Linked DNA regions of Homo sapiens: region 1 is linked to region 2. A link is a loop called in an ENCODE intact Hi-C map of the cell type or tissue named here. Cell type or tissue: PC-3. All regions are shown on one strand. Links, peaks and the distances in the headings refer to the core of each region. The heading gives the core; the rest is flanking DNA.

The links. Peaks named below come from ENCODE experiments on the same cell type or tissue, not always from the same donor. Only the 100,000 strongest peaks of a DNase experiment are listed, where the experiment ranks them.
Region 1: a loop joins it to region 2, with 10 times the contacts of the local background. A loop is called at or near these places in 2 of 110 quality-filtered maps.

The regions. Positions count from the first base shown.
Region 1 is chr4:88,538,058-88,540,968 of GRCh38, forward strand. It overlaps a transcript of HERC3 not described here. Among named protein-coding and RNA genes, the nearest start is that of PIGY-DT, 16 kb to the left of the region's middle. In PC-3, for the core only: CTCF peaks have their summits at 1,591 (motif pointing right) and 1,792; a DNase peak (open chromatin) is centred at 1,594.
Region 2 is chr4:88,705,273-88,708,183 of GRCh38, forward strand. HERC3 (HECT and RLD domain containing E3 ubiquitin protein ligase 3) reads left to right here. Exons shown (of 26, transcript NM_014606.3): 26 at 1,480-2,911. The coding sequence ends at 1,688. Among named protein-coding and RNA genes, the nearest start is that of FAM13A-AS1, 3.1 kb to the right of the region's middle. In PC-3, for the core only: a CTCF peak has its summit at 1,392; a DNase peak (open chromatin) is centred at 1,419; H3K4me3 peaks cover 299 bases.

The sequences.
Region 1 (2,911 bases), core at 106-2,605, 170 kb before region 2:
TTGTTTGACCCACATATTCTTTAAGGGAGAACTATATTGAAATGGTACAGGTGAATCAATGGATATTTACTTGTTTTCTGGAGTTAGAAATCTAACACAATAAATGGGAGGTTCTTAAACTATTCTTTCAAATGGTTTTGCATCGCAGTAAAGGAACCATGCAGTTTGGAGTACAACATTTCCTTCTCTCACTAGATTCAGTTGCTAAAGACCTCTTTCACACTGCAATGCTCTTTGAGATGACACTGTACACCATGGAGTATCGTGGCAATAGCTGCCTATTAGTTTGCTAGGCCTGCTATAACAAAGTACCACAGACTGGATGGCTTGAACAACAGAATTTGTTTTCTGACAATTCTTGAGGCTAGGTATCAACGTGTTGGCAGGTTTGGTTTCTTCTAAGCCTCTCTCCTTGGCTTATAGATGGCTGTCTCTCTGTTGACTTCACATGGTCATCTCTCTGTACATGTCTGTGTCCCAATTTCCTCTTTTTTTTTTTTTTTTTTGACGAAGTCTCGCTCTGTCACCCAGGCTGGAGTGCAGTGGTGCGATCTCCGCTCACTGCAAGCTCTGCCTCCTGGGTTCACGCTATTCTCCTGCCTCAGCCTCCCGAGTAGCTGGGACTACAGGTGCACGCCACCATGCCTAGCTAATTTTTTGTATTTTTAGTAGAGATGGGGTTTCACCGTGTTAGCCAGGATGGTCTTGATCTCCTGACCTCGTGATCTGCCCGCCTCGGCCTCCCAAAGTGCTGGGATTACAGGCGTGAGCCACCATGCCCGGCCCAATTTCCTCTTTTTATAAGACATCTGTCATATTGAATCAGGATCCACCCACCATAACCTCATTTTACTGTCATTTCATACCTCTTTAAAAGTCCTATCTCCACTTGCTTCCAAGATGGCCAAATAGGAACAGATCCAGTCTGCAACTCCCAGTGTGATTGATGCAGAAGACAGGTGATTTCTGCATTTCCAACTGAGATACCTGGTTCATCTCATTGGGACTGGTTGGGCAGTGGGTGCAACACACAGAGGGCGAGCCAAAGCAGTGTGGGGCATCGCCTCACCTGGGAAGCGCAAGGTGTCAGGGGATTTCCCTTTCCTAGCCAAGGGAAGCCATGACAGACTGTACCTGGAAAAACAGTACACTCTCGCCCAAATACTGTGCTTTTCCCATGGTCTTAGCAACCGGCAGACCAGGAGATTCCCTCCCGTGCCTGGCTCTGCGGGTCCCATGCCCACAGAGCCTTGCTCACTGCTAGCACAGCAGTCTGAAATCAACCTGCGAGGCTGCAGCCTCGGGGGGAGAGGGGCATCCACTATTGCTGAGGCTTGAGTAGGTAAACAAAGCAGCCAGGAAGCTTGAACTGGGCAGAGCCCACTGCAGCTCAGCAAGGCCTACCACCTCTATAGACTCCACCTCTGTGGGCAGGGCATAGCTGAACAAAAGGCAGCAGACAAGTTCTGCAGACTTAAACGTCCCTGTCTGACAGCTCTGAAGAGAGCAGTGGCACGGCGTTTGAGCTCTGAGAATGGACAGACTGCCTCCTCAAGTGGGTCCCTGACTCTTGTGTTGCCTGACTGGGAGACACCTCCCAGTAGGGGGCGACAGACACCTCATACAGGCAGGTGACCCTCTGGGACGAAGCTTCCAGAGGAAGGATCAGGCAGCAATATTTGCTGTTCTGCAATATTTCCTGTTCTGCAGCTTCCGCTGGTGATACCCAGGAAAACAGGGTCTGGAGTGAACCTCCAGCAAACTCCAACAGAACTATAGCTGAGGGCCCTGACTGTTAGAAGGAAAAACTAACAAACAGAAAGGAATAGCATCAACATCAACAAAAAGGACATCCACACCAAAACTCTATCTGTAGGTCACCAACAACAAAGACCAAAGGTAGATAAAACCACAAAAATGGGGAGAAACCAGAGCAGAAAAGCTGAAAATTCTAAAAACCAGAGCACCTCTTCTCCTCCAAAGGATCGCAGCTTCTTGCCAGCAACAGAACAAAACTGGACAGAGAATGACTTTGATGAGTTGACAGAAGTAGGCTTCAGAAGATTGGTAATAACAAACTTCTCTGAGCTAAAAGAGCATGTTCTAACCCATCACAAGGAGGTTAAAAATCTTGAAAAAAGGTTAGACGAATGGCTAACTAGAATAAACAGTGTAGTGTAGAGAAGACCTTAAATGACCTGATGGAGCTGAAAACCACAGTGCGAGAACTTCGTGACACACACAACAAGCTTCAATAGCCAATTTGATCAAGTGGAAGAAAAGATATCAGTGATTGAAGATCAAATTAATGAAATAAAGTGAGAAGACAAGTTTAGAGAAAAAAAGTAGAAAGAAATGAACAAAGCATCCGAGAAATATGGGACTATGTGAAAAGACCAAATCTACGTTTGACTGGTGTACCTGAAAGTGACAGGGAGAATGGAACCAAGTTAGAAAACACTCTTCAGGATATTATCAAGGAGAACTTCCCTCACCTAGGAAGGCAGGCCAGCATTCAAATTCAGAAAATACAGAGAACACCACAAAGATACTCCTTGAGAAGAGCAACCCCAAGACACATAATTGTCAGATTCACCAAGGTTGAAATGAAGGAAAAAATGTTAAGGGCAGCCAGAGAGAAAGGTCGGGTTACCCACAAGGGAAGCCCATCAGACTAACAGCAGATCTCTCGGCAGAAACTCTATAAGCCAGAAGAGAGTGGGAGCCAATATTCAACATTCTTAAAAAAATTTTCAATCCAGAATTTCATATCCAGCCAAACTAAGCTTCATAAGTGAAGGAGAAATAAAATACTTTATAGACAAGAAAAAGGCTGAGAGATTTTGTCCCCACCAGGCCTGCCTTACAAGAGCTCCTGAAGGAAGCACTAAATATCGAAAGGAACAACCAG
Region 2 (2,911 bases), core at 299-2,798:
CCTTTAAAATATATTACAAAGTATCCAGATGGAACTGGGAAGGTGTGATTTATAGCAGCTTTATTGGGCTATAATTTATATACCATACTCATTTAAAGTGTATATTTCAGTATACACACAGTTGTGAAACTAACACACAGTCAATTGTAGAATACATTCATAACCTCAAAAAAGAAACCCCATACCTATTAGCAGTCATTCTCCATTTCTTCCCAGCTCCCCCACCAGTCTTTCTGTCTCTATGGATTTGCCTATTCTGGATATTTCATGCAAATTGAATCATATAATATGTAGACCTTTGTGGCTGGCTGAATGACATTTGAGAAGGGTAATAATACCTTTGGAAAGGAGAATGAATTCTAATTTACATGAACAAATTCAGCCTTTTAAAAATGGTTGAAATATTTCTCAGTTTGTGTCTGTGTGTAATCAGCGTCAGAAATTAGCTAGTGCATAGTATGGAATTTTAGTCATGTAAAATCAAAGCACAGGGTTTGATAGGCAGTCTATTTTGCTTTATAAGATGGAGCATATATTAGTATTAATGTAGGACTTAACAGGTTCTGCTGCTCACATGGGAGCAAGGATGAGAGGAAGTGGAGATCTTACACAAGAATTCTTAAAAAGAGGGACCACTTCTCCTCTGCCTGGCTGCATTGGCTATTGAGAAGCAGTAGTGGAAGAGCTGAATGACAGGTTAAGGTTTGCCAAGTGAGCTTGTAGGGCTGTGACATTCAAGAGATGCCTGCTCATGGTCCTGGAATTTCCCTAGAAAATGGCACTTTCTGTTCATTAGACTTACAGAAATGTTTGTTAACTCTGGAGATTTTTGGCAAGAAACTTTATGTATCACAGCCTCAGGGAATGGCAGGTTATTTGAAAGTGCTTCTTAACTAATGATTTTCTTATAGTAATTTCCAGCAATTCAACTATGAGAGTGTTGTTCAGCACTAGAAAACAAGGAGCTGTCTTTCTCTGTCTGTCTCCCTCTCTCTCTTTTGCCAAGTCACAGTGCATGTCACAAGAGTGCAATGTCTAACATAATGTTTGGGTCAGCTCTTCGGGTTTAAGAAAAATGGAGACGTGGAAAGGAGAGCAAATAGATCCTAAATGGAATTCCGTAGACAAGGTGGTACAGGCATCAGGCACTTGAGGTGAGAGGAGACCCTGAGGTCAGAGACTTCAGTCTTCTTCTGTTTTCCCCTTAAGATCAGCTCCTCTTTTCCTATGACAGCAATTCCTTCCCTCTTTGATTTTGTGAAATCTAACATTTGTGAGGGTGTACATTTGATTGAGGCCTTTTTTTTTTCTTAACGGCATCTAATTTTCATTCCACAGGATGCATATTGGCACATAAATGTAATTGTACTTCTCATGCAAGCCACAGGGTGTCATGCCTTCCTCTCCTGTTGCCAGAAGGATCTCTGAGATCCATTTTCCGTTTGCTTAGCTGCTAATGCCATTTCTCGTTCTCCCCAGTGTTCCTGACAGGCAGCGATCGGATTCCCATCTACGGCATGGCCAGTCTGCAGATTGTCATCCAGTCCACAGCCAGCGGGGAGGAGTACTTGCCGGTGGCCCACACTTGCTACAACCTTCTTGACCTCCCCAAGTACAGCAGCAAAGAGATTCTGAGTGCCCGGCTGACCCAGGCCCTTGACAACTATGAAGGGTTTAGTTTGGCCTGAGGCTTCTCAGCTTGTCCAGTATTTCCCTTCGTTCCTCAGTGTCCACATTGAGGCCTATACAGAAAATCATGGGGAGTGATTTCTATTTTTTTATTGTCTAAGTGGGTTGGGACTTTTAAATACTGAGCCTGGTTGATGTGTTTCTGGGATTGTATAGCAGTAAACAACCTTTTTGAAAAATTAGAGGTTGGGGATGGGGTGAAAAATTGGCCCTTGTATGGGAGGTGTTTTTGTTTTTGTTTTAAACCAAACTACCCAGTATTCCTTGCACTTGTGAATGTGTTGCACTCTGCTGGATGAAATGGCAGTGGATTTTTAAACTTTAATTTCCCAAATGTCTCTCTCAGCCCTGATGTTTTCTCACAGTGCTTCCTTGTCCTTCTCTTAACTTCTCATTCCTCTATAAGAATGATTTAGACTGACCTGTCCTTTTTTATCTGCGCATGCGAGAACATCACCTTCCTCTGTACACTTGGAAATGCCTCTGGCTTGTTGCAGCCCTCCTTTAACCCAAAGGAGGAAAGGACTGCTTCAGAAACTCCCAATTCCAAAAAGCTGAGTCTGGGTCCATTATTTTGGCAGAACTCCTAAGAATTTATGGGAGCCTATATAAACATATCTTGCTTTTAAAAAGTTCTTGAGGGAATAGCAACTTTCCCATGGCTGTGCCTATTTCCTAGACCTTTTAAAAGATGTGCAGAGCAGCTTAGCATTCGTTGCAGCTGAGCCTAATTTTTTCTTGCTCATCCTTGTCCCTTTGACAATAAGGTTAATTGATAGACCCACCACCTCTTGCACTCTCGCTTTTGGAGCAAGTTGCATTAACTATTTTGAGTCTCTATATTGTCCAAGAAAAGTAGAAATAATAAATTTACTTTCCCTTTTTCTATCACCTTATGTCCTCTACCATTTTCTCCTTCCTCCCTTCCCTTATTTTCTCCTTTTCGTACCCTGTGTCCTCCCTGATTTTCCTTTCGTTTCTTCTTTATTTTATCCCATTCTCTGTTACTTGACTCAGTGCTCCCTTCCTCTCCTCTCCTTCTAGTGGATGCATGCAGCCTTTTTTTCAATTTTTATTTAAATTGCAAAATTTTTACTCAGATTTTTTTTCCTCTTCCCTAATTGCTAAGATTTAAGGACGTTCTTTATTATGAAACTTTATCACATTCGAAATGTTTGTTTACAGTGGGATTTTAGGGGGGATTGTGTTTAAATCAAATATA